7 separate regions of the Homo sapiens genome follow, and all the other regions are linked to region 2. The links are chromatin loops, found by intact Hi-C in ENCODE. Cell type or tissue: PC-9. All regions are shown on one strand.

What was found. Peaks named below come from ENCODE experiments on the same cell type or tissue, not always from the same donor. Only the 100,000 strongest peaks of a DNase experiment are listed, where the experiment ranks them.
Region 1: a loop joins it to region 2, with 4 times the contacts of the local background. A loop is called at or near these places in 4 of 110 quality-filtered maps.
Region 3: a loop joins it to region 2, with 7 times the contacts of the local background. A loop is called at or near these places in 12 of 110 quality-filtered maps.
Region 4: it touches region 2 in a loop (8-fold over the local background); 41 of 110 quality-filtered maps call a loop at or near these places.
Region 5: it touches region 2 in a loop (17-fold over the local background); 102 of 110 quality-filtered maps call a loop at or near these places.
Region 6: it touches region 2 in a loop (8-fold over the local background); 77 of 110 quality-filtered maps call a loop at or near these places.
Region 7: a loop joins it to region 2, with 6 times the contacts of the local background. A loop is called at or near these places in 2 of 110 quality-filtered maps.

The regions. Positions count from the first base shown.
Region 1 is chr11:35,213,424-35,217,423 of GRCh38, reverse strand. CD44 (CD44 molecule (IN blood group)) reads right to left here. Exons shown (of 18, transcript NM_000610.4): 15 at 2,510-2,572. It overlaps CD44-AS1 (CD44 antisense RNA 1), which reads left to right and starts at 2,414. Exons shown (of 2, transcript NR_174965.1): 1 at 2,414-2,593. RefSeq lists enhancers at 1-477, 1,985-3,184. In PC-9, no CTCF peak of the experiment used is centred here; a DNase peak (open chromatin) is centred at 2,493; H3K27ac peaks cover 3,814 bases.
Region 2 is chr11:35,390,421-35,394,420 of GRCh38, reverse strand. The region is part of intron 1 of SLC1A2 (solute carrier family 1 member 2); the gene reads left to right. Among named protein-coding and RNA genes, the nearest start is that of SLC1A2-AS2, 27 kb to the left of the region's middle. In PC-9, CTCF peaks have their summits at 1,826 and 2,026 (motif pointing right); DNase peaks (open chromatin) are centred at 2,170 and 3,110; H3K4me3 peaks cover 1,275 bases; H3K27ac peaks cover 1,999 bases.
Region 3 is chr11:35,293,640-35,297,639 of GRCh38, reverse strand. All of the region lies in intron 6 of SLC1A2 (solute carrier family 1 member 2), which reads left to right. Among named protein-coding and RNA genes, the nearest start is that of SLC1A2-AS1, 14 kb to the right of the region's middle. RefSeq lists an enhancer at 1,733-2,234. In PC-9, no CTCF peak of the experiment used is centred here; a DNase peak (open chromatin) is centred at 1,669; H3K27ac peaks cover 1,649 bases.
Region 4 is chr11:35,236,128-35,240,127 of GRCh38, reverse strand. No RefSeq gene overlaps it. Among named protein-coding and RNA genes, the nearest start is that of CD44-AS1, 23 kb to the right of the region's middle. RefSeq lists enhancers at 1,947-2,016, 2,027-2,096. In PC-9, CTCF peaks have their summits at 1,597 and 1,801 (motif pointing right); no DNase peak of the experiment used is centred here; H3K27ac peaks cover 305 bases.
Region 5 is chr11:34,923,945-34,927,944 of GRCh38, reverse strand. The region is part of intron 1 of PDHX (pyruvate dehydrogenase complex component X); the gene reads right to left. Among named protein-coding and RNA genes, the nearest start is that of PDHX, 9.3 kb to the right of the region's middle. In PC-9, CTCF peaks have their summits at 1,461 and 1,663 (motif pointing left); a DNase peak (open chromatin) is centred at 1,654.
Region 6 is chr11:34,584,159-34,588,158 of GRCh38, reverse strand. No RefSeq gene overlaps it. Among named protein-coding and RNA genes, the nearest start is that of LINC02707, 15 kb to the right of the region's middle. In PC-9, CTCF peaks have their summits at 1,547 and 1,746 (motif pointing left); a DNase peak (open chromatin) is centred at 1,758; H3K27ac peaks cover 870 bases.
Region 7 is chr11:34,652,276-34,656,275 of GRCh38, reverse strand. The region is part of intron 6 of EHF (ETS homologous factor); the gene reads right to left. Among named protein-coding and RNA genes, the nearest start is that of EHF, 33 kb to the right of the region's middle. In PC-9, a CTCF peak has its summit at 2,069; DNase peaks (open chromatin) are centred at 725, 1,225, 2,155 and 3,955; H3K4me3 peaks cover 1,978 bases; H3K27ac peaks cover 4,000 bases.

The DNA of each region.
Region 1 (4,000 bases), 180 kb after region 2:
GAAGATCTTTGGCCGTGAAAACTCCCCAGGAGGTACAGTCACTCTCACTGTTCTTTTTTTTTTTTTTCTTTTCTGACTCATAGAAGCCTTTGATATTTAAAAAGAGGCCATTAACGGATCATAATCACTTTATTTTGATTTAAAAAAAAAAAAAAAGAAGAAGTGCTCCCAGCAAGAAAAGATCTGGGTGTGCGTGCAGCAAGATGAAACCTCCTGTTTGAACAATAGACACCTGCTCAGAAGCCAAACAAAAGAGACTGGCTCCTGTCTGCTTGATTCTCACTTCAAGCAAAAGCCACAGAAGATGGATGTGAGATAGCAGGTCTTGCCTTGTGCCCTAGATGTCTACAAATCCAGCCAGGGTAGGACTGGCCACAGTAGCAAGTTCCACAAAGAGGAGCACTTGATATTCCTGTTGGGAGATGACATGTAATCTGAGACATATGCACAGAGATTGTTCAATTGGCTTCAATGGTGAGAAAAGCAGTCTAGCACAGTCTAAGCTTCCAAATTTTAATGTGCATATAAACCACCTGGGTGGGAGAGTGTAGTTAAAATGCAGATCCTGATTCAGTAGGTCTGGGTTGGCCAAGGATTCTGCATTTCCAACAAGTTCCTAGGTGATGTCCACTCTGATGGTTAAAGAATCATACTTAGAGAGTGGCTGGGGTCTCTTGGTTTTAGAGATCATGCCCCTTAATAATAACTCCCTACTTTTTCAGAGTACTTTCACACTTCTGGTACCCTGTCTTCCTCACAATAACTCTAGGAAGCAACTGAGGCAGATGATTTGATCTCCTTTTTACTAACAAGGAAACTGAGTCTGGGAAAGGTTAAGTGCCCTGCCTAAAGTCCCCAGTGAACCTGTGACTTCTGTCTCTATTTCAGAAGCATTTCTAATGAATCCCTACCTCCTAGTGCTCCTCCATAGAGAGTTATTGTGGAAGCCACCATGTAAATATCCATCTTCATATTTGTTTTCAATGTGTAAACATTTAAATCTGATGGTGAGCCTCACTCAAACTTGGGCATAAAAAGGGGAGACAATAATTGATATGGCTTAAATCATTTACATGGGGTCACCTGGATTTATGATGTTCAGGGAGACCACAGTAAGGCAGCACTGGCAGAACCTCCCAGTAGCCCAGCAGTAGAAGTAATTAGTAAACCTACCTCATGTCAGACTTTTGCAGTCTGGGGTAAGGTTTGTAGGGGTGTGATCTGAATCACAACAAACAGGAGTCTATTTAAGAATTCATGCCTGGGAGTAATTATGGTCATTATGGAATGCCTTCTCCAGACTGTGCTATGAGAAGTAATACAAGGCCCTCCAGGCTTGAAAGGTGGCTCCATCACTCTCTGGTCCTGTCAACTCTGCCAAGTTACTTACCTTCTCTGAGCCTTAGTTTCCTCATCTGTAACATGGGGATAATAATAGTACTTACCTATGTCACAGAGTTTATAGGATGACTGAATGAGTTCATACTAGATAAACTCTATGAATTTGCTGATATTAACCTGTTTTTTTGTTTTTTGTTTTTTGGTTTTTTTTGAGACAGAGTCTTGCTCTGTCACCCAGGCTGGAGTGCAGTGGTGCAATCTTGGCTCACTGCAAACTCTGCCTGCCAGGTCCGAGCAATTCTCCTGCCTCAGCCTCCTGAGTAGCTGGGATTACAGGTGCGCAGGACCACGCCCGGCTAATTTTTGTATTTTTAGTAGAGACAGGGTTGGCCAGGCTGGTCTCGAACTCCTGACCTCGTGATCCACCTGCCTCGGCCTCCTAAAGTGCTGGGATTACAGGTGTGAGCCACCGTGCCTGGCCGATATTGACCTGTTCTTGACCTACAATAATGGCAGTTCCATTTGGCCCAACCTAATACATGTAAAGTGTTTAGAAAGATGCTGCTGGCACACAGTAAATTCCCAACAAATACCAGTGATGATATCATGTGCCAGGATTATGCTAAATGCTTTACATGTATTCTATCATTTAGTCTTTGAAACAATGTCCTGTGACAATTGTTATTATTCCAAGTTTATTAGTTGAGAAATGTTGTCTCAGACCCTTTAAAGCATCTTGCTCAGTTAATATGCGGAGGGCTGGAATCGAACTCAGGCCATTTTTGCTACAAAGCTCAAGCTCTTAATCACTCTGGTGTAGTGCAAGGTTAAATTGGGACACTGCTTGAATTCTTCCTGAGGCTTTCAGATGCAAGGCTTTCCTCCAGAGCAGTAGCTCTCAAAGTGCAATCCCTGTCCCAGCAGTGTCAGTATTACCAGGGAACTGATTAGAAATGCAAATGCTTGGGCTCCACCCCAGACCTACTGAATCAGGAACCTTAAGGGTGGGGTCCAGCATTGTGGTTTAATAAGCCCTCCCTGCAATTGTGATGTATGCTAAGAAGGTTTGAGAACCACTTCTCTGGAGACACTGACTCATACTTCGTTGGTAGTCATCATTAGGCTCAATGATTATAACAGTAAATGACTAAAGCAGTTTTGAACTCACCATCTGATTCAGATCCATGAGTGGTATGGGACCCCCCACTGGGGTGGAATGTGTCTTGGTCTCCTGTAATGAGCAATCAGGAAGGTCAGTACTGCATGTTTTCACTTACACTCCCATCTGCATTTCTTTACCTTTGCATTCTTATACAGCCTATCACAAAGTTTAGTCTTTTTAAGGTATTCCAAAAAATGATGGCAAAACAGCCTTGAATGGGTCCACAATGTTAATTACCGTTCATTGCTTAATCCACTGATAAATGAGCTAGAACTTTAATAAGAATTAAGGAAACTGGGGCAGCAAAGGCTAAGAAGGATGACCACAGGAAGTTTTGTAGAAACTTTGTTTTGGTAGAAATCCAAGAACTGTGGTAAGGAACATGCTAACAAAAATATTGTGATATCTTTGCAGGTATGAGGTTGAGACTAGACATTGTACATTTTAAATAAGGACAATATGAATTGGATTATGAGAAACATAATCACTGCAAATGGGCATACTCTGGCTTAGGGCATGAAACAGAGATTTCTTGGCGGCAGGAAATTAGTATGCAATAAGGAATCTTGGGATTGAATGATGTAAAGATTCAAAGAGAAAGGTCAACTACTTATTTTCAAAAAAAATTGAAAATAAGTAAAAAAGGAAATGGTGAGATGATAGCTAACATTAATAATGTGTATTGGAATATGGGTATTATAGTAAGTTTAAAATAATTTTTTAAAGTTAAATCTGTAGTTTCAACATGACTAGTTAATATAATCCTAGCTTCTCAAACATCTATCACCAGAAAGCTTTAGATTAAGACAACCTCATGAATTGCTAGAATCTAAATCCATAGGTCAAATCTTGAATGCAGCATATTAAAACTCTCTCCCCCACCCACATTTTTCAAAAGCATACTGGAATCTTTTTTTTTTTTTAATCACAGGACAATGCTTACATAAAATGGCTACAGTTATCCATTATGAAGGCACCTTATAAGGAATCTATAGTAACCTGATCGTCACCATTTCCTTGATTAGAGAAGGTGGAAGCGGGTGACACTTAGTCACCTGTGTAACTATATTGAAGAGACAGATTGCTTTGTTCCTTGGCTGATGGTTAAAACAAATGAAAACAACATTTGCTGAAATGCCACACCAATACTCCCACTACCAAAATCACCATGACCGTCACCATCCCATCACCATCATTATCACCATCACCATCACCATCACCACCACCACCACTGCCACTATGATTCTAAATGCTTCAGTTCTTTTTTGGGGGACGGAGCCTCGTTCTGTCGCCCAGGCTGGAGTGCAGTGGCACGATCTCGGCTCACTGCAACCTCCAATTCCTGGGTTCAAGTGATTTTCATGCCTTAGTCTCCTGAGTAGGTGAGACTACAGGCACCTGCCACCATGCCTGGCTAATATTTTGTATTTTTAGTAGAGACGAGGTTTCGCCATGTTGGCCAGGCTGGTCTCAGACTCCTGACCTCAAGTGATCCGC
Region 2 (4,000 bases):
CTTTCACTCCAGCAGGCTCAGGCTGCCAAATTGGTGTGTCCCCCCATCTGTGGACACCAACATCACAGCCACCCAGAGCAATGGGGCAGATCCCGGTGGTGACTGAGCAGCAGGTTGAGGCTTTGGAGACCCGTTTTGATGTGTCTTTGATCCCTCCACACGTGGCTGAAGGCACGTGGGAGACAGAGTGTGGACCTCAGGCCTTTGCTGCAACATCATGAGAAAACCAGGACTCCCCTGCTGCCTGTAGCTGGTGGGTGGGTAGGAGGAGTTTACTTAAAAAAAAAGTTAGACCCTAGGGTTGGGGCTGGGGTTTGTTCAAGGGCTGGGGCAAAAGGAGGTGATAGAAAGGAGGGAGCTTGAAAATTGCCAAGGGAGGAAGGAAGGGCTCAGTTGAACAGATCAGTCTTTTTCCTTTAGGAGGGGACTGGAGAATGCTCCATCATGGTTACAGAAGAGCTTCAAGGGCCGTGGGACCTTCTTTAGCCATTCTCACCAGCAGAAAGCCACAGGGAAGAAGAGGAAAAGGGTGAAAGAAGCCCAGAGTGATAAAAGGGAGTCTCTATTCTCTCCCATTCTTTAAAACCAGAGCATTTTGAGCAAACCACCATTAAGACACTTGCTTTATTGATTTTTATAAATTTTTATTTGGCTATTTTGGGGATGGGGGGAGACAAAAATCACTGAAGGAAATGTTCAAAGCTGGGAGGAAAAGTGGTTGGTGACTTTTTTCCCACATTTGTAAAACATCCTTTCACATTTTGTCTGAATGCCTATTGCCCGTTGCCAAATCCTAATTCAATTAAAGGTTTAGCAATGAACACCAGTTTAGAATTGTTTTGCCATCTCTGCTCAGGACAATAGGCAGTGGAAAGAAGTGAAGAGGGGGGTGTCAGATGCCACACACTGGGGGATATGGGTGCTATGGGTCACCTGCAGCCATCTAGCTTTAAAATGACCGGGGAAGAGCCTCCTGCATTCACTGTGGGGAGAAGTCAGGAGCTGGGCTGGCCTGTGTCTTCAAAGTGGCAGCTTTAGAAATCAGGAGAGTCTCCTGGGACCAGCTCAAGCTGCAATAAAATGCGGTGCCATTCATGCATTAAACAGATCCTTACAGAGAGGCTGCTGCTCTGCTAGGCGTTAAGGACAGCCCTCTGGAAGACAGATACAGCCACATCTGGCAGCTGCATGGAGGCCAGCAGCCCGAGACCCTGGGTGATGATGCATCTTGGGCTTCTGCCACCTGCTAGCACCACACTCTGACCCAAACCTTCACATGGGACACCTGGCACCAAGAAGGAGGATAGAGATGTTTGAATCTAGGACCAGATACTTACTGGATTAATGACTTGGCCTCTCAGAGCTTCAGGTTCCTCATAGACTCCCACCATAAAGTAGGTATGATAGCACCTATCTTGGACGGTTGTAACGATAGTCATCTGTCATTTGACCAGTGCTGGAACATATAGGTATATAGGTGCTTGGAAAAAGGTGGCTATTTTGAAATATTCTATGATTTAAGCCCTGGTGTGCTTAATACCCCCCTGAAACACCTAAAGTTGAGACTTCAAGATGTATAAAACCTTCCAAATAGATTCATGCCACATTTATCCACCCTCCCTCTCCAAGCATACACATGCACTGCTGAATCTTCCAGAAGGGGAGGTCCTAAGGGTGCCAAGCCTGAACAGATACTGGGAGGAGGACTCGGGGCATTCCCTCCAGACAGTTTTCCCAAGACCCTCCACTGCCATTGGGAAAAAGAGTGTGGGAACCCCGGGAGTCTTAATTTAGGCAGCCAAAGGGTGGGCCTTGGGAGCTCCAGCTCTCTCAGATTTCTGGTCTGGCAAGATGGAGTATGAATAAGAAACTCAGTAAGCATTTAACTGCTGATTGACTCTGGGAATTCCCAATAGTATTCGCAATAGAGAAGGCAGGTCCCCTTCCCCCAAATGTCAGAAGCCGGCTTCCTCCGCCTACTCCTGGTGACTTCCACCGCCCTGGACACATGGGGGCGCTGCAGCCCTACTTTTGCTGGATGCCCTCCCCGTCCGAGTCCTGAAAGACCCTGATTTTCCTCTGTATCTGGGTGAGTTCACATTCTCTGTGTCTTCCTATGTAGAAATCAGCGAAAGCTCAGCAATGTACTTAGAAAATAAAACCAAAAATGTGCACCTTAAACCAGGAAACAAAAACTTACGCAAGCAATGCATTTTTTTAATTGTACAAACACTTAAAAGTATGTGTAAGCAAAAAGAATTCCAAATACCCTGTGAGAATAATATTCAAAACACACACACACACGTGCACAAACACATGGAATGGGACGATAAGGGTGATTTTTATTTATTTATCAAGATAAGGTATCATTCTGCAAACTATTTTGTTATTAGCTTTTTCACTTAAAAATAGCCCTGCTTGCAAGCAGGCTCTGTGGTGCAATGGATAGCGCATTGGACTTCTAGCCTAAATCAAGAGATTCAAAAATAGCCCTGCTAAATATTTGCAATCTTTCCTACGCTCCTTTTTCCCCCAAAGTGACTTTGGATATCCAGAGTTACCAAATCTAGTATTTGAAGTCCTTAGGTTTGAGGGTTGAAAGTGAAAGGCAAGCTGTTTTAATGAAAATTCCTAACTGAAGAGAGCGGAGACTTAAGATGCTTAAATTTTGGTCACACCTGAGCGGTATTTGTTTGCATGGCAGTTAGAAGGCAGGTAATTTGTCCTAAAACTAAAACAGCAGTTAACAACCTTTAAATTCCCTGAGGAGATCCCTTCTTCCCCAACCAAACCTGTTCCCATTTCCTTCTAGACTGGTTGACGGTCAGGTGGGCTGATTGGTTCTCCCTGCTACAGTGGTAGAATTCAGCGCTGTACCTAGGTAAGAAGGGTTTTGGAGGGTGTATGGGAAGGTACACACAGGGTAGAGATGATAGCACAGGCTTTGTGGTCAGACTGGCAATGGTTCAAATCCCAGCTCTGTGACTTCTTGCCCAGGTGGGTGGCCTCAGGCAAATTACTTAATCGCCCAGAGCCTCATTGGTAAAACAGGGTCATAAAACTCTCACAGAATTGTGACTGGCAGATTATAAGCACCCAATGCTCTTTTAGGGGTTCACAAAGTTTTTCTGCAAAGAGCCAGATAGTGCATATTGTAGGCTTTGTGAGCCATACAGTCTGTATCATAATGAGTCAACTCTGCCATTGCATCACAAAAGCAGCCACGGACAGTATGTAAATAAGCGAGCAAGGCTGTGTTCCAATAAAAGTTTATTTACAAAAATAGATGGCAAGCTGGATTTGACCTGTGGACCATGGTTGACTGACCCTGCTCGTGATCATCCCCATCCAACAGAAATATAGCAGAGGCCACAGATAGAATACTAGATTTTCTTGTAGCCACACTATAAAAGGAAAGAGAAACAGGTGAAATTAGTTTTAAGAATAGATTTTATGCCCGGGCGTGGTGGCTCACACCTGTAAGCTCAGCACCATCGGAGGCCGAGGCGGGCAGATCACTTGAGGTCAGGAGTTCCAGACCAGCCTGGCCAACATGGAGAAACCCTTTCTCTACTAAAAATACAAAAATTAGCTGGGTGTGGGGGCTGATGCCTGTACTCCCAGCTACTTTGGAGACTGAGGCAGGAGAATCGCTTGAACCAGGGAGGCGGAAGTTGCAGTGAGCCAAGATTGTGCCATTGCACTCCAGCCTGGGTGATAAGAGTGAAACTCCATCTCAAGAAAAAAAAAAAAAAAAAGAATAGATTTTACTTACCTCAATATATCCAAGTTATGATTGCTTCAACATGTAACTAATATGAAAAATTCCTTAATGAGATGGTACATTTTATTTTTTGGTAATATTTTCAAACTCTGCTGGTATTTTAAACTTATGACACATCTCATTTTGCACTGGTCACATTTCGAGTGGTCAGTAAAACGTAACCTCAATATTGCTTCTCAAACTGCAGGCCAAAACCAATTTAGTGGGTCAAGAAAG
Region 3 (4,000 bases), 97 kb after region 2:
GAAAAACTTAAACAGAAAGTAAAATGTTTCATAATCTCACCCCTATAAAAACATAAAGTGAGAAGTAAAATCTCTGCCTACTCTTCCAATTCCTTTTTCCAATAAACCACCATCCATCCACACTGTTAAATAAAAAACTATTCAATGACACGTGTTAAAACACAGTAAGGCAGATTTTATTCAGGATCATTGCAATGAGCACAGGGACCACAGCAACGGGATTTTGGAGTGGGGGAGAGAGATTGGGCTCACTTGCAAGTACAACATGGGTAAGTGGGAATTTATAGCCATGGAGCAAGGTGGGGGCAGTGGATGCTCGGGGGTAAGGAGTATTTTGGCTAAACCAACCCCACAGGATTCTAGCTGAAGGCCACAGGGTGACCAAACATCGTCCAGGAGAGGATGAAGAACCTGATCAGATTTGAGGGTGATCAGATTTTGAGGATGGAGGTTCTTGCTAACCTGACTTAGATGAGTTTTTTGCTAAACCGGATTTTATAAGGAAGGTTTAGCAAAGAGCCCAGAAGAGGCCAGAAGAAGGTTCAGACGCCTAACTGAAGTTTGGTCAAACAAAGAATCTTTGTCAATCCATCCATTTTTTTTTTCATTCAATAAATATTCTATTCTGTGCAGGCAATGATTTTAGGTACTGGTGAGATAATGGTGAATAAGACAGAGAAAGGTTCTGGCCCTTGTGGAGCTTACATTCTAGGAAAGGGAGAGAGGGAAAGCCAAAAGGGAGCAAATGGTAGCAAATTGTCTTTGTAGCACTTATTATTAATTCGAATAGTAATAAGTGCCGTGCAATAGCGAGAGATAGTGATGGGGGTAGAAGTGATGGCCCACGTGGTGCTGTCTGGAAAGGTGACCTTTAATGAAGACCTGCAGAGTGAGCCAAGCAACCTGGTGAAGAACTGAGGGGAGAATATTCCAAGAGGAAGAAGTGGCAGGGAAAGCCTTTTGAGGGTCAGAACAAAGGTCTAGAGAGGCTGCAGTGTGGTTGGTGAAAGGGGGCAAAAGGAAGTCAAGTTGGAGAGGTGGGCAGGAGGCAGATCCTCCAGGGTCCTGCAGGCCACCTTGATGGGTTGGAATTTCATTTCCTTGCAAAAGGAAGTCTCTGGAGGAATAATAAACCTGGAGGCTATACTAACTGCTTTTCACTCTGTCTTGATGAAAAGTTCTAATCCACAAATGGTAACTTTTAACAAAAATCACTCTTTGGGTAGCTGGAACTCCTATCCCTAAATGGATTGGGAAAGATGAAGATTTGTGATACTTTCTGAGCACAGACAGCACCTTTCAGCAACTCTTGGAATGTGTGTTTAGGTCTATTGACAAGCTATTGGAAACGTGTGGGACAGAACCAGAGGTGCTCCACAGCAGGGCTGAGAAAGTCCCTCAGCTTACCTCCACTCCAAGTGTCTGTCTCATCATCTGTCCCAGGCCTGAAAGTCCCAAATGAATTATTCCAGTGAGTTAAGACCTCAAAGATCCTGAAGTAGTTGGAGCTAAGGTAAATGGTTTCCAGAAGGTCACCAAGTAATATCTGCGTTTCATCAGTTGCAGTTAAGATTTTTGTTTCTTGAAATACTGGTTTTCAAACAGATCAGAATTACCTGGGGAGCTTGTTTAAAATATAAATGCCCCAAGGCCAGCTCCAGGACATTCTGACTCCATAGGTATGTGGTAAGCCCAGGGAATCCAGGTAAGCTCAGGTAAGCCCAGGGTAAGCCAGGGAATTGTTAACAGGAAGCTGGTGGTTTCTGGCACCTGGACACCGACTGAATTCTAGGTAGCTTGCCTGCTGTAGATGAGTGTGTTTGTGGAGCCCTGTGAGGGGCATCTTAGGCTGGCAAGGGCTGAAAGACAAAGTAGGTGGAGGCTAGAATGGATACAGTAGTAAGAAAAAGACTCCACAGGCCAGTCCTGGATGAATCTGTGGCCCTGAAAACAGAGAACAGGAACAGCCTAAGAACAGCATGGGAGCCATTCCCTCTCCCCAGGCTCTCCAGCCATGTCCTTCTCATGTGGAAAATGGACCAACAATCACTGGGCATTATTTGGCTTCAGAACTCTCCGTGGAGCCCTCAGCCTCTTTATGCACTTTGATTTGTGGTTTTGATTGCTGGCTTCATCTCAGAAGCTTTGAGTGGTGGCCTTGGGTGCTGGGCATTTGCCCATCCTTTTCCATGGAATGTTATTTTCAATTAGGTAATTCATTGATATGGAAACCCAGGAACCCAGAAGTCCCAGTTTCGGAGTGAAGGCCTAAGTTGTTTGTTTTAAAAATGGGTGCAGTTGGTCGGCCACACCTATAATCCTAGTGCTCTGGGAGGCTGATGTGGGAGGTTTGCTTGAGGCTAGGAATTTGAGACCAGCTGAGCAAAATAGTGAGACCTCCTACAAAAATAAAAATAAACAAAAATTAGCTGAGAATGGTGGCAAACACCTGTAGTCTTAGCTACTCAGGAGGCTGAGGTGAAAGGATTGCTTGAGCCCAGGAGGTCAAGGTTACAGCAAGCAATGATGGTGCCACTGAGCTCCAGCCTGGCTAACAGAGCAAGACTCTGTCTCAAAATATAAAAATAAAATAAAAAATAAATAAAATAAAAATAGGCACAAGAAAGTAATGGCCCTGAAAGACTTCATAGAACAAACGTTCTTACCTTCTTCTACTTAATGCTCATCCTATTCCCAGAGATCAAGGTGTTTGGATTAGCAAGGGCTTCTTCTTGCCATATTTATAAACCCTAACACTTCACTTTCTGGCCTTTGATTAACACTCTCCATTTACAATGGGAGCTCATGCTTTTCTCAGCTGGCTAAGTGCCCCAGAGGTAAACTGTTACCTCTCTCTAGTCCATCTGTCTGTGGCCCAAATGCATTCTCCAGGAGACTCTATAGCTAGTCTTTTTTTGGCAAAGAGCCTTGAAAGCATTTTCTCTCCATTCTACAAATTGCTCGTCCCAGGAGAGAAGGAAAATTGAATGGCACCCCAAACAGCTTATATTTGTATTTTTCTGGACATCTTTAAAGGGTGCTTGGTGCTTGGGAAAGAATTGATCTCTTGTTTTATGAAGATAAATGCTTTTTGGCTTTATAGGAAGGTTCATTCTGCTTATTTACAGTCTCAATGAATGAAGTGCTGGTCCCTGAGACTACCTTGATAATTTATAAGATGTGACTATGGACACACCAGCAGAATATAAAATGGCGGGAGAGCTAAGGGTTTAATGACATGAGCACAGGTTTGTCTCAGACTCCCTAATGTCTAGGGAAGCAGTCCTCAGACTTGACCAGCCTGCACCCCACGGAAAGGAAAAGTAGGACCTTCAGGCTAGATTCTCATATGGGAAGAGAGCAGCTATGCTAATGTTAGTTTAACTAATTTGTGTCAGTTACAGATCAGTTCCTTCAGGATTAGGTTCCTCTTGAGAGAATATGTTGCTATAAAATCATCTTGCAATTGGGTATCCCATGAGATGTTCTAGAAAGCATCACTAACTCAGGCTTACTAAGCATGAGTGATGAGAGGACATGGGGTACATGTGTGAAAACAGAACCTACAAGGAATGCCTTTGTCGGGACTCAGAGAATTAATGGTACTGACAGAGATGCGAGAGGGGTTTTTAGCAGCACACATATATGCATGCTCAAAAATTTAATCCCCACAGCATCTCCATGAGGTTGGAGTTAGCCGCTCTGAGCCTTGACATACATATCTGTAAAATGGGAATAAGCCACTAACCATGGTCACATATTAATAACTAATAAGTGGTGAGACGAGCTCCATGTCTTATGTAGTATTCATATATATGTGTCTCATCTACTCTTCACATTTTTTCTTTAATCCAGGAAAGTGTTTGCTCCAGGCACAATTGCAAGTCTGTATAGATCTTACAATTACAGCATCCTTTCCTGACTCCCTGACCCCTGCTGGAAGCCTTATCTAGGGACTTCATTCTCCCCATAGTCTTTCTCTCAAGTATGTTCATAATTT
Region 4 (4,000 bases), 150 kb after region 2:
TCGGTCCCCTCAGCTTTCCTAGCCTTCCACGTTGGATGCCAACTGCTTTTGTCCTCCTTCAAGTGATAGTTGCTCCACTGGGAGAAGGGATAACTTGAGTCCACAAGGGTGAGAGCTTGTCTCTGGGAGCTTGGCGGTGGGGAGGCGGGGGTGGAGAGGGGAGTGGTGGGCAGCATCAAAAAGATACTACCACACTGGGTTTCCCCTGGGTTACCTAAAATCAAGCACATCTCACCACCTCCAGGATTAATTTCTTTCAGAAACTCTCTGTTCTAACCTGTATGACATAAACCATTTTCTCCTACTCATTTTGACACTCTTACTAGCAGAATTAAATACCCTGGACTTATTATGCTAAAAGAGCATTCTCCCACCTTGCCTCTGAGATAGTTTATCAGACACCTCATTGTTATTTGACAATAAAGAATATCTTGTCCAAGTCGTACTTCCCTAAACCCTGGAGGCAGAGGGGAAGTCTCAGTTCATTCAGTCACAATGATAAGACTTAAAATGTAATCCCTTTGTGTGGTTCATCAACGAGATTAGATGATATTTTTTGGAACAGAAAACATTTCTAGCATAAAATTTCTGGGAATAAAGAATTTTCTAGAAAATGGATGTCTTATTGTCTACCTTTCTACAGAAATGAAGTAGACAATTACTTTTGTATTTTTAATGTTGAATTCTTTTTAAGGAACAATAAAAGGCAGAAAATAAGCCAGTCTCTTGTTTGAGTAGTCCTAGATTCTTTTAGGAAATTTCTTTAGCCAAGAGCTTCTTTGTAAATGAAAACTGAGAACCAAAGTTTGGCATATTATTAAACTTTTCCTCAAACATCAAATGAACAAGTAATCTGTGCCACACTTAGAATCAACTAATAGACATAAAGTGATTTACAGTCCCCAATAATTTTGACACTTGTTTAATAGCTCACTAATTTTGATGCCAGCCTTCTTTAAGAACTGAAATGAAAACTATTCCTGTTAAAAGAGTCAGTATGTTCAGGCAGAAGCAGTGTGGCATAGGAGTTAAGAGAGCATGTTCTAGGTCTGGGCTGTTTACATTGGCAGACTGCTCTGCCAGTTACTAGCAGAGTGACTATGCTTCCTCTGCCTTAGTTTCCCCATCTGTAGATGCAACATAATATGGTACTTCATCTCACAAGGTTGTGCAGAGTATCATTTCCGTTTTCTTATTTTAGCATGTCTGTACCAGGCACTGTTTTAAGATCTTTCAGGTATTATCTTGTTTAGTTCTGATAACTCTGTAAGCTATGTTCTACGATTACCTGTTAAACCACAGAGAGGTTAAATAACTTAATTTAGTTAACACATGCAACATGCTTAAGACAGTGCCCAAGTAGATAGCAAATGCTCAATTTCAGCCATTATAGATCAATATTCTATCTATCCCTCTGTCATAGCAGGTTCTTGGCTACAATTATCTGTGTCCTTCAGACAAGGATCTGTAGCGCAGCAATGGCGCAATGCCTGGCATATAGTAGATATTCAGTAAATGACGTTTAAATTGCAACTAATGAATGTTTCCTTCTTTTCATGATCTATAAATCCTTTTCAAAACACAAAATGTAGTTTAAAAAGAAAACGTGGACCATCAGTTATTCCCCAACCGTTTGTCCCAACTCAGGCAACCCAGTTCCATTCCCATTCCCACTCCCCACTAAGCCTTGAGTGCAAGGATGCCCACCTTCACCCTCTTCTTTCTGGTTTTACCTTGAGGATTCGAGAACGGAAGTCAGGCGGAAGGACTCAGTTTCTACGAAGACAAAGGGCATGTTGTAAAGCATCCACTAGGGGGCGCATTATCAACAGGGCAGAGAAGGCCAACAAGATGGTTGAAAACGAAGTTTCTGCAAAGGACGTGAACCTTGATGGGAAAATTTTCATTACTCTCATCCTTGGCTTGACAGATGAACACATTGCACTTTTCTCAGTCAGCTTTTACACAAAGGTCTAAATTTTGTCCAAGGGGGAAGTGATCTAAAACAGGGAGTCGGAGGTCCCTTGCCTATTGAGAGAGGTCCCAGCTTGCCACTGCCCTGAGGGAGAGTACAGCGCAGCCAATGACTCTGCTGCCCAGACCAGACTTTGTAGTTCTGAGTTGCTGTGCCTCCAAGCCCAGTGAAAGGGATTGAGAGAGTGGAAGAGAAGTAAAGTGTGGCCAAGACAACTTGCCCTGGAAGTGCAGCCAGCAAAACCCATTGAGGTTTGGAAGAGAGATGCTGTCCTTATTGAGACGCTTTTGAGTTTACTTTATACTTATTATGATTTAAATATCTGCTATATGCATAGACAGTCCTTATTAAATAGCTACTAACTTTCTTTCAGAACAATTGTTTGAAATCTTACTCTTCTTTGCATCCCTCTGACAGTTTACCCCTCTGACAGCTTTTCTTCACATTTCTCTCTTCATTTCTTAATGAGATTTAAAGAATCCTAGAAGAGGCGAAAATAAAAAGTAAATCTCTCACTGAACTCTAGTAACCCAAGCTGAAATTTGAAGCCCTTAGCCTTTATTATTGAAAACCTGTCTCTCCACTTCTGCATGGGTGAGTTCCCAAGGTCAAGGATCTTCAGAATCTCCAGAGCTAGGCCCTTGAAATTTCAATCTCATTTCTTCTCTCTCCCTATCTAGGGGTCACCTTGAAGGTTGGCTCTGGCAGAGCCTTTGTGTTATAGATGTTGGCAATAATAAACCTGCATATTCCACCCTTCCCCAGAAAACAGGAGTGGGAATCTCTTCTTCTTTTTGATACTATTTGGAAATCTTAGGGTGGGAGAGGGTAGGCTTTTCAGACCCCAGTGCTTAAAAGGGTTTGGGAGAGGTTCAGAAATTTTTGGAACACCTCTGACTTCTCCCAAATCATGGTTCATATTCTTTCTAGACCCCTACTGTGTATTCACACAAAAGTGATTAAGATAGCAGAAATGAGGGAAGGAAACCTATATGCGTCTACTATATTCCATCATTTTACAGATATTATCTCATTTAACCCCCCAGCATTCTTTCCGGTAGAGATTATTATTCCTGCTTTACCGATGAGGAAACCGAGGCACAGAACTGTTCAATAATTCGTGTAAGGTTATACATAAGTAAATGGCAGAGGTTGAATTTGAACTGAGAGTCTTGTTTTAAATATCACCTTTTAAAAGCTAAACCTTAGCCTCCTCTTCTGAGGTTTATTATTCCTCTTTCGGGAGAGAGGAAGGAGGAAGTGGTTTAGACAAGACTTCTGGAAAACAGTAGTCACCACGTAATGAGATCAGCAGTCTGGAAGCCTAATGGGGCAGGATTGAGGAGCCGGGTTATGGGCGGCCCTGACAGGCAAACTACTGGTGTTCAAGACCAGGTGTCAACACAGGCAAGAAATGGGGCTTGAGGCCAGGATGCCCAGCCAGACTTTCTTCTCCACTGAGCCTTTGCCCCGGGCATCACAGCAAAAATCACATTTACACATGACTGATTCTTCCCTTTCCAATAAGCACAGCATCTATGAAGTTGTTTATGGTTTCCTAAATTAATTCCATTGCCAATGTGGTCTAAATGGTGAGTGTACTCATCCCCAAATCTTTTCAGTGGTTTCTGAAAGCCTCCTTTGGCTCCACCAGGCACAGGGAGCTCTGGAATACTGACCTGGTTTGCAACATTTGGAGATGATGTCTTAACTTCAGCAAATTCAGTTTACCAAACTTCTGACAATAGACAATTCAGGCATGTTAAGCCAGAGACTTTGGAGAGAGCTGAGCTCTATCCCTGGTTCTACCACTTTCTACTTACCTGGTTTGGGGGACCATAATGAATTTCTCCGTACCCTCACACCTCATCATATAGTAGAACAGACAGGTTCATGGGCGGATTAATGAAATTGCAAAGTAAGAACTACAATGACATATGGACAAGGTAAGAGTTATACCCACAGAGGGGAAAATGAGCTCATCCTGGATAGGGGTGGGGCAAGACAACTTCCTGGAGGTGACGA
Region 5 (4,000 bases), 470 kb after region 2:
CTTCATGAAATGAATTGAAATTGCTTATCTGAATTATGATAATACAAAAATTCTGTAGTAGATCATTATCTTTACTCTGAAATGAAGGTGACAAAAACCAAAGAAAGATATTTTGGACATCTCCATTATTCAATACTATCTCTTGATAGATTACACTCGCTTATTACGGAGAGTTAAATGTGCAATATATTTTGTAGTTATTCTAACTAATCTATCCTCAGGCTTTCATGCTAGAAAAATCATTTCATAAGCATTAATGTGTTAATAAAAGTACATATTTCATTCTAGCATACCCTCTTTTGATTAGAACACTATATGGTATCTTTTCCAGACGTATTTTTCTGATGGGAAAGTAATTACACAATCGTAAGATAAACTTGAAGTGACAGGCCTGCACATAATTAATATCTGCCCTTTATGGCTGCTGTCAACTCTACTAAGATAGTGTAGACTTTTCTAGACTCCTTGGAATGGAATTTTATCCTTTACCTAATATTAATTAATTTGCATTTGAACTTATATGCAGACTCCCTCCTTATTCCAGTAAGCTGTACATTCTACCATTCTCTTGTCAAATTAAGAAGGCCTTAAGATATGCACCAATTACGTTTCCTAGTATTAGTTTCCCACAACTACAGGTAAGTAGTTTGCTGCACTCATTACACAAGTTTTTCAATTAGTATTCACAAAGTTCTCAAAATTTAGTTAAAATTTAACGTTTTGTAGTCACTTCAGTGTTCTGCTCCTTCTTATAAAGCTAGCAAATTATATCTAATTGGCTTGTGAAGTCTACCCTTCCACAGCAGTTACAAAACATTTTTAAAAATTTTTAAATGACTATTGTAATGTATGTGGTCCAGTACTTTATATTTAAACTTGCTGATTTTAAAAGTAAAGTCTCATGACTCATAACTATTTTACTCTTTTTTTACATCAACAGAATGACACAATACATTAAAATTTTTTGCTTAGCTTATTGCTGTTTTCCCTGCCATTTCTGCTACATGAGCAATTTACCAATCACTGAATTTTACAGTAATCCCTCTAAGCAATTCCTGTATTTCCTCAAATGGGCTCTTCCAATTTTTCTACAGCATAATTCTGACTTCAATTTCAAATATGGTACACTAATCTAATTCTAGTTTCTTCTTCCCTAAAGTATTTCTTTTATCCTAAGAACAAAATGCTCATACTTCAGCAAACTCAATTATATCAAAGCTTTAAATTGATGATTGATTCATGAATGCTAAAAGGTCTCTAGATTAAAAAAAAAATTTAATACAAGCAAACTCTTAAAATACAAATGCAGAACAAACTGCTTTATGGTTAATATGAAGCAGATTTAAGCTCCATTACTCTGACTAAAGTAATTAAGGGAATTCAGCAGTTTACATATGGTACAGCTTAAACATCATGCTCTAGTTCATTTATAGGCTCTAGTTCATTTATAATCCAAGCATGCAAAAATCATGAAATGAAGATAGACCAAATGAAAAAGTAAATTATCCAGTACTTTCTTAGTGTGGCTCCCTGTCTCTAACATTAATTTGCTTCTTCTCTAATAGGGAGAGAGACTGTTCATTTAATCACTTCTCATTCCAATGTCAGAACACACTAAATAAAACGGAGCCTTCAAAATTGCTGTTCAAATGAAACAATTCTGCCATCTGCAGGCTGGATGAAATAAGGCAGAATAAAGTAAAAGTAATTTAAAAATCAGCACTAGGCACAGAGTAATATTAACACTTGGAATAAAGGCAGTTATAGTATTTTTTGTTTTAAAGGATCGTTTGTCATATAAGTCTTCTTTGTTCAAATAGTTATTTTGGTGTGGTACTGGAGTAAAAATAGACTGAAAATGTCAATGGACCACAACAGAAAATGAATGCACAACAGTTTGTGTGAAAACAGCATTTACAGGTCTTGGCATGCTAACAAACATAAAAAAGATAACCCATAAGCAATATATAGGTTGAGTATGCCTTATCAGAAATGTTTGGGACTATAAGAGTTCTTAATTTCAGATTTTTTCAGATTTTGGAATATTTGCATTCATTATTCTTACTGGTTGAGCATCCCTAATCTCAAAGTCCAAAATCCCAAATGCTACAATGAACATTCCTTTGAGCATCACCTCTGAGCATCATGTCAGTGCTCAAAAAGCTTTGGATGTCAGATTTTCAGATTAGAGATGCTCAAACCTGTATATGGCATCATCCAATTACTACCTGCCCAGCTTGTACACATACAAAGATTGAAATGAAATACTCCAAAATGACAATAGTAGTCATTCTAGCTAGTGATATTACTATAAGGGCTTTTTATTTCTTTTATTTCTGATAACCTACATTTTCATACATGTCTACAATAAATTTATCCAATCTTACTTCCTCTTTCAAACTTAACTAACACTAAGTTTAAAAATGTGCTGTTTGCTTTTGTTAATTTTAAGCAGAAACCCACAAGGACACAGAGAAAAGGAATAACAGCATACAATTTTGGAAGCAGAAAAGTAAATAGATACGTAATAATCAATTAAAGAGACCCTAGAAAGCTGTATCCTAAGCCAGGGAGGATTTGGGTGGCTGCTGTTTGAAAAGTAGCTAGATACCTGGATCCCCTCTCTTAATCCAGTGGTAGGTAACAACCCTACCCTCATTCAACAGAAGACTGAAGCTTGTTTTCTCTGCAGAGGGCAAAAAGAAGAGCTTGAAGTTCAATCTACATAGCTGAGGATATATAAAAACTGCAAAAATAAGTTAAGTGAGAAAGTATCTGATGTGGCTGACATTACAGAAAACTGTGTGGAGAAGCTATTACATACCGTGAGATAAATTAGAAATTATCACAGAAAAAACTAACTAAAAATTTAAAGGGCAGCAATAACTGCAGCAAAAAGAAAGCTAACAAACAAAATATGGGACAATCCTCAATTGTGCATAATATTTGTTTAATGTAAACACTGAATATTTGACCAAGAATTACAAAATAATTTCACTGGGGAGGGAAAACAGAGGGCGGCACTGACCGGCAGTCATCCACAGAAAACGGCTAAAATAGAAACAGAGAGATGGGCAAATGCCAGAAGAAAGTTAAGAGACAAAACTAGTTACTTCTAAGGAAGACTGGGAAAGTTGGGTGAGATGGGGCAGAGATCCACTGTACTGTTACAAGCCTTTCAGTACTATTTAAACTATATGCATGTACTATTGTGCTAAATGAAATATTTTATTATTTAAATATTTAATTTAAAAAAACTCAAGGAGAAGCAGAATACCACAGTGATTTAGAGAATAGGTACTGGAATCAAACTGCCTAGGCTCTAATTTCAGATCCACCACCTACAAGTTATTTATTCTATCTATGTCTGTTTCCTCTTCTCTAAAATGGTGCCATAAATAGATTTTTGTAAAGAAATAAGGTAGGCCGGGAGCAGTGGCTCATGCCTGTAATCCCAGCACTTTGGGAGGCTGAGGCGGGTGGATCACATTAGGTCAGAAGTTCAAGACCAGCCTGGACAACATGGTGAAAGCCCGTCTTTACTAAAAATACAAAAATTAGGCTTGGTGGCACATGCCTATAGTCCCAGCTACTTGGGAGGCCTGAAACCGGGAGGCAGAGGTTGCAGTGAGCCGAGACCGCCCCACTGCACTCCAGTCTGGGCGACAGAGTAAGGCTCCATCTAAAAAAATAGAAAGAAAGAAAGAAGGTAACACATGGGACTTGGCAAAGAATAAGTCTCAAAAATGTTAGTTATTTATTTTTGATGGGCAGCATAGAAACAATTAAGAGGGTATATTCTGGAGGCATCCAGATAGCTGGCTAGATGTATCACAATATCCTATTACATTGTAAGATGTCACAATATTGTAGAATATCACAGTTCCTTCTTGGAGTAATGAGAGATGCATTCACAGGTTCCTTTCACCTTCCCAGCCTAAACTTGAAGGTTCCCTTTTTACTCTCTCCTTTACCTTATTCAGCAGTGTTCTCATGACTA
Region 6 (4,000 bases), 810 kb after region 2:
GCAATGACCGTCATTTGTCTACATCTTCACAAGATATTTCCATTTCCATTTCATGCACTTTTGAGGTAAAACAGGATCATTGATTTATGAAGACTGTTTTTATCTGACATCCATTTCTTCAGGACGACTTTCTGCACTGCAGACATTTGCCCCCTGTGATGATGGGGTCCTTGCTACAACATGCTGTCACAAGGTCTAAATGAGATCGTGCATATAAAACATGTCGCTCAGAGCATGACACAGAGGAGACTCTCAACACACTAGCTTCCATTAGGACTGTCGCTCCCTCGGTCCCAGCACTGCCTGTTCCTCTTTACCTTTGCAGGTAGTGGGGAAAATATACAAGGAGACCTAGATTCTGAGTGTTTCTTGGACACGGGTGCTGGCAGCTTTGTGCAGGAGTATCTCTCAACATCCCTGGAGTCAACATTCTGAATGTCCTGTGTGATGCTGATATCACCAACTCTGTAGACCCTGAGCCTGCTCACTATCACTGAGCCTTCACGTCAAAACAGGAAAATGATGAGAGGTGACTGGTGCTCCGGTAAGAAACTCCGATAAGTTTCTGCATCAGATCCTGTACATGAGAAAAACTGTCATGAAGAGGCAGCACAGCATAGAAGCTAGAAGATCAAATCTGGAATTACGCAAATCAGGGTGTGAATATTGGCTCTGCTCCTTCCAGCTCTGTGACCTGGGGCAAGTTACCTAACCTCTCTGAGTCTCTGTTGCAGCTGTAAAGCAGAAATAGTAATAACTATTTCACAGCTTTATTAGCAAAAGTGCATGATATAGTGATGTTAAGTGCTTAACACAGAGCCTGGTCCACAGGAAACACTAAACAAATGTTTGTTGTTATTATATCGTTGTTAAAAGCAAAAAAAAAAATAAAATAAAATAAAAACCTGCTATGAGACTTGTTTTGCAGATTAATAAGCAATTACTTTAAATGACTTTTCTCCCCAACTAGCTAAGTCTGCTGTTTGATAGGTTTGAACGAATCAGTCAGCTGTTGAAGTCTCACTGAGCGCATGCAGCATGCCCTGGTGTGTATAGATGCAGGGGCTTGGCAGGCCCGGAGGCCAACAGGCTTAACAAGGTGCGCTAGCTGAACACAGCAAGATGAGATGATTGAAAAGTCTACTTGAAATGTTTAAATACAAAGTAACTTGGCAAGGAGATAGAATCAGGACAGCTGACCTGCTCTAGGCCTCAATTTCCCCATCTGCACAAGAAAAGGGCTGGACTTTATGTCGCTTTCTTGCGTCTCTGACCTTTATGAGCGAAAGAGTCTGATTCTGCCAGGACCATTTTAGCTGCCCTATGAGTGCATCTGGCAATTCCTAGTTCTGCATGGTCTGGTAAAACTTGGCATCTGATGCCCCTCTATAAGTCAGAGTTTTGCAGGGCTCATGCAGGCCCACCAGCTAGGGCACATCTCCCCCACCCCCAAGCCTCCTGAGGACACGCCAATTCCAACATCTCCCACCTCCCACCATACGCAATCACAGGAGACATCATTCCAACTGGAGTTCCCAGTCCACGAAGAAAAGAGAGATCTTCTCTAAACAGGGTCCTGTCTGTTTCCAGCATAAACCACCTGAGATGTTCAGAAGGAGAGTTCTTTCTTTCCTCCACAGCTTCGGAAAATCATTCTTTTGCACGTTCAGAGGGGGAAAAGTTGGCAACAAAACTTGACTTTTTACCAGAATGAAAACTTTCTTTGGGGTTAAGGAAACATTGCCATCTGGTGGCATAATATAGAAATAACTGGACAGAGTGATGAGTTTCTAACCCACAAAAGATGAAGTCACACAATTCCAATCAGAAAGAACTAGAAGGGTCCTTAAAGCTTAGATCCAATGCTTTTACTTTACTGAGTAACGGAACTATTGTATAGAGATGGCTTGTGAATTTCAAGACTAGAACTCAGATCTTCTCAACTTTATGTAATTCAGCTGTCTCTCATCTCCACAACTCACTCCACACCCCAACATATACACACCTCATACTTAGGACTGAAATGCTTTAATAATTCAGGCTGGCAGGACCACGATCGTTTTCATCCTGCATGTGCCCTCGTGCTTTTTATCAACATCATGGGAGGCAGAAGAGGGAGATCAGAGGCACTTTCAACTAGCAACCAGCTACAGGGTTTACAAAGATAAGGAGGAGGCCTATCAGAAGCCAGAGGAAGAAAGAATGGATTGATTAGGGAACTGAAACTTCTGTTTCATGTTTCCAGCTCAGGAGGCAGTGGGGCTTGCATTAACTCTCTAAACCAGCAAGAGCTATTTGAGCTAACAGTAGGGGATGCCTTCTGTTTGGGGATTTTGGATCCTGAAGATAGTAAGTTCAGTGACTTGAGTATAAAAACCCTCATTATTTATGCAAAGTGTGAAAATCTATTATTGTGTAAATTGAGCCACGTAATTATAGGCATAGTCATTTCCACCTCTTATATTTGCATATTGCTTTGCAGTTCACTACATGCTTCAACATATTTAAAATTATTTAATCTTTATAAACACCCTATGGTGGGAATTATTACTCATTAGTAATGAGGAAATAGAGGTTTGGAAAAGTTAAGCAACTTTCCTGAAGTCACAGCACTATCAATGGCAGCACTAGGACTTGAAAGAAGGGAGGAAACTTAATATTTAATCTACTCTGGGGCAGGTGAGATACAAAGTGCTTCCAAGGAAGCTATCAGTGGCTTCTCCCCTTGGGGAGTAGCAAAAGATCAATCACTCATTCTTTGTTCTTCCAACTTGACCACTGTAGAGACACCCAGTCTTCCTGCAGCTACCCTATCCAATTGTTATTTGCTTGACTGTAGGACGTACCAAAAAGCCATATGACATTCATGTTAATTTAAATTTGACTTGGAGAAATTTTTCCAAATATTACAATATCCTCTGAGGCACAACAGGACTCAGCCAGCAGTCCACCAGCCTGGGTCCTTGAGGCTGTTCGAAGGGCTTTTCACCCAGTCACCACCTGAACTATTTCCAAATAGCCCTTTTGTAATGCTCTGACAAAGAGGATTCTCTGTGTCTCCTTTCCTGGGTCCTCACCTCTGAGCATCAGGGCCTAAAGCCCAGTCCTCAGACCACTACTCTTTTGGATCTAATCTTTCTATAAGGGGGGTCACCTGGTCTCATGCCTTTAAATGCCATGTGGACACAGATGATTCATATACTGATACCCAGAACCCCAGCCTCTCCCTCTGCACTCCCAACTCATATGTGCAGCTGTCTACTCAACATCTGCATGGCAATATCTAAGGCCCATATCCAAACTCCTGGTTTTCTCCAACCCCTAAGTCATCCTTTCACAACCTCTCCCATCATAGTAAGTGGAAATTCCATTCTTCCAGTTTCTCAGGTCAAAAACTTTGGCATCATCCGTGAGTCCCTCTTTTCCTCTCATGAGCCAATCCATCTGTAAATCCTGTCAGCTCTGCCTTCACAGAATTTTCTACTTCTCATCCTCCATCGCTACCTGGCCACCTTCACCTGGACAACTGCAATAGCCTCTGACCTGGTCTCCTTGTACAGCAACTAGAGTGTTTCAAGACGTAAGTCAGAACATAACACTCTCTTGCTCAAAACCTTCCAAGGGCTTGACATCTTGCCCCGGTTGCTCCATGATCTAGCCCATTCCCCTCTCTAACTTGATCTCCTACCATTCTTCCCCTGTTCCCCCCTCTTTACCATATTGCTGCTTTCTGTCTCACCCACTCAACATGTAAGAAACTAAAGAACAGGGGTTTCATTCCATTCCATGCTGTAACCCAGGGCCTAAACAAAGTCTGGAGCATGGATGAGGCTCAATACATCTTTCCTGAAACACAAACGCCTTTTCCTTCAGCCTGGGTTGTTCCTTGATATCATCGATCCAGAGCCTGATGTAACTGCCTCCTACTGCATTTTCACCGTGGACCTTCTTACACTGTGCCCCGTGGTGAGGGAGTCCTGTGAGCCCCAGGGTCTTCACA
Region 7 (4,000 bases), 740 kb after region 2:
GGCCCAAGCTCAATACAGAGGGCCACAGTGGACTATGGAAACACAGATTAGTTTAACAAATGACTCATTATGGCAACCTCTGCGACTATTACCAAAGAGGAGATGATGGAGGCGGACCTGGGAAATAAAAATTCTTCTCAGAAAGAAAACTAAATGATCTAGCCGTGTGTGTGTGAGTGTGAGTGTGTGTGTGTATATGTGTGTGTGTGTGTGTGTGTGTGTATTGGGAGGACCAAAGTAGATCTTACAAAGACTCTCACACTCAAAAATCAGCCAATTTTAATACAAAGTAGTCCCTAAATACAAGCCAATTATTTTAAGAAATTGGGCCAGTAAAACTGATCTCTTTCATGTGCCCTTCCTAAACTAGGGTCCACTGACCCAGTGTGGCCTTCAAGGGCCCCTGGACTGACTGAAACCATATATGAAGGGAGAGGGTTCACAGCATCCATTCAATTATCAGGAGAAGCCTATTATTCAAAAAAGCTATGAACTGCCAGCCATTAGCTCCTAATTAAATTGGTTAAGAAAAAAAAGCTACTGTTTATTGAGCACTTACTATGTACCAGGCACTGTACTAAGCACTTTAAATGAATCACTTTATTTAATTCACACAATAACTCTATGACACAGGTACTAATATGATCCACAGTTTTCAGCTGTGGAGGATCTGAGAAACAGAGGGGTCAAATGACTTGACTAGAGTCACACAGCTGGAATGTGGAGCCAGGATATGAACACAAACAGTTTGAATCCAGAAGCTTTACTCATAACCATGATTCTATGTCATTTCCAGAAATGGTGGCCGGCACATAATCTCCCTTTGCACATAACAGATTTCACACAAGCCTTTCTTGCCAAGAATCAGGTTCACTTCTGTAATGCTCTTGTTAGTAGAAAAGATAATTTCAATCTGACAATTCTATATTTCCCAACGTTCATGGGCCCTTTCAACCATCTTATCACCCAGCTAATCAAGACTCAGTGTTCCCAGCAATTTCTCGAAACGTCATGGCAGGATGGAGAGAGGGATTTAATAAGACCTCAGTAAACAAGAAACCTCTCATCCTGGTTAAGAATTTCTCTCCTGGCATTGTCACTAGCAGGGCCTGCACCTGACTTGGGTTTCTCTGAAATCCGAGAGGACAAATTCACAGGAAATGCAAGGAGACTTCACTCTCCCTCCCTGTAGGTTGCAGGGTGAGGTTGCAACATCCCATCAGGATGTGACAATATTGCGACAGGTCTGGCATCCACCCCGGTTTCCAAGTGATACATCACTCTGACAGGGCCACGTTGTACTGCAGACAAAGAGTGGCATTTACCCAGCAGGCCACAAGCAAAGCTCATTTTCAAATGACATCCAGGAGGGATGCAGGGCCATTATTTCAGAGCCAGGAGTTGAATTCAGAAAAATACAAGAGTCTCTCAGTATATTGGCCTCAATTATTGTTTGTGGGTTCCTAGTTGATCTAGAATCAGTTACTTCAGAGTTCAGGTGCCTTTGTGAATAAGACGAAAACCTTGGACCCTCTCCTCAGAAAAAAATGCACATATATGTACACATGAAATTTTGTCAACAATTTCAGGGGGCTGTGGCCCATGCAGCAGTCCATGGACTCTAAAACCTCTACACTAGATAAACCATGAGGAAATATTCTTTGAGTTGTCAGCCGTTTACCCAAGCTAGGCTCCACCCAGCTAGGAACGTTCTTTTTTTAATCCCCAAATAAAAATCTTTCCATCATCATAAAGGGGAATAAGCAGTCAAAGGCAAAAGAAGAACCTAATTTCTTCCAGACCTCTCTGCCTGTTGCAGTGTGCAGGGGTAAGCCGTGGAATCACTGGCCTGCTTTACCACTGATATCTTTTGATCTTTAACCTCTCTTTAATATGTGTCCTTCTTCTGCCCTAGGATAAAAGTCAAGACCTTTGAAGTTAGCCATGTGGTTAAGTGATTCATTCTTATAAAATAATGGCTTGCCCTGGAGAAGTTGTCCAGCCTGGCTTTCTCTTGCTTGGCTCCCAGGCACTCCAGGCCAAGGTCCTATCCAGTCCAGGCAGGGGCAGCAACAAGCCACAGGTTTGTGATGCAAGTGAGAGAGCGTGACTTCAGCTAAGCTGCTTCGCAAGAAGCAAAGATTAGAAGCATTTGCATATGATTCAGCTGTGAGCCATTTCTTTACGGGATATACAAATTTCAGTGTTCTAATAGACCGTGCCACCCTAGCTTTAGGCTCAACAAGTCAGTGGATAAACACATCAAGCCCGAGCTGGCATGACAGGCTGGAGGACTGTCGAGCAGAACAGGACACCGGCAGCGGGCATTTTATGAAATGGGCAGATGACAGAGAAATCAAAACAAAGCCTATTTCCCCACCTGCGTTTATCACAGAGGGCATCAGTTTACGCTGGGCCTCGCCTTAGCTCAGCTGGTAACTAGCATTAAAACATAGAAAGATATTTCACTGCATTCAATTACATGGGAGCTCGAAAAATAAAGACTCAGGCAAATGACCAAGGTTTTTCCGGGGTTCTGCTTCCATGCAGTAGAGACTATAAACTATTCTGAAAGAAACTGACCCATATAAGGCTGTAATTAACTATCCTACTGAAGGGCTATTACCCCAATGAATACACCAACCCCAGAGACTGCATTGATTCTTTAGGGCCTGGGTGATTGATCTCATTTTCCAGCCTGGGTTACAATCACAGGATAGAAATGGGGAGCTGCAGCAAACAAGGATCAGAAGGGTAAGGAGAGAAGATTCCTGAGCCCATCTTAAGAAGGACTATTGAAAAATACAATCGGTGGACTCAGGAGAGAGCGAGTTCCTTGCTACTGCAAATGCAAAAGCAGAAACTGGCCTCTAAGGCCCCTATTGATTTTGAGATTCTAGAAGGTGTAAGTCAAGATGTAGAAAAGAGGATGGCCCAGCTGTCAGGGCAGCAGAGCTGTAACTATGATGTTTTTGTTTCCCGGGTGCCTCAAGACCTACTAGCCCCTGAGGCTCAGGAAGTGGTTGGTTCAGCTTTATTCTTAGTTGGAATTTTTTGCCGTAAGTCAAAGACCCAAGTGGAAGGATGGAAGGATGGAAGGATGGAAGGATGGAAGGATGGAAGGATGGAAGGATGTGGGAGATGACACTGTAGGAAGTCGCAGAGGAACTCAGAGTGTGACTTGGGAGGTTTCCTCAGCCCTGAACCCCATGGTCTTGACTGAGTGGCAATGATTGCCACAGAAATTTTACCCCGGTTGGCTCAGTTCCCCCAGAATAGCAAATACACAGCCAAGCCTTGCCAGTGTTTGATCTATTCCCTAATTTTAACAAATACCTCAAGTGACACATAATGCTAAGGACCACTGGGGGAAGGAGAAGTCGAGAGCTATGCTGGCCTCAGCTCTTAATCTCAATTCCAGAAGCATTTACATTGGCTCCCAGCCCCATCTCATTTAAGGGGCTTGACCCAAACAAAACCTCAAACCAAAACCTTTCATTATTTCAGTTCTCAAAAGCAAAAACAAAAACAGAAAAAAAGAGGAAGGAAGGGTTGCAGACTAATTTCTTTCACAAAGACCCAATTAAATCCCATTTCTGAAGTTGCTCCAAATTTAATTCCAGGAGAGAGGCACTATCACTTGTGACTGATGTCTAAGTGCCATTTCATAGACCCAAAGAGATCCACAAGTTCATACTCAGATCACGGGAAACCATAAGATCCTCTTTCAACCATTTCCCACACTGTACACGCCAATGCACCTATTTGTAGGTGGGGGTGGTAATCTGAAATCCCCTCTCCCAGACTCCCAACATCCCAAACTTCTCACCCAGTGTAACCTTGGTTAAGGAGCATGGATAGCCCCAGTTGCATCCAAGCTTAACCAAATGCAGCTAAAGTGAACGTAACTCATAAAATGCAGGTGCTCTGACTGATTAGAGAGCACTGATGAGTCATCGGAATTAGACTTAAAAACTGACAAAATAGTGTAACTGTGGGG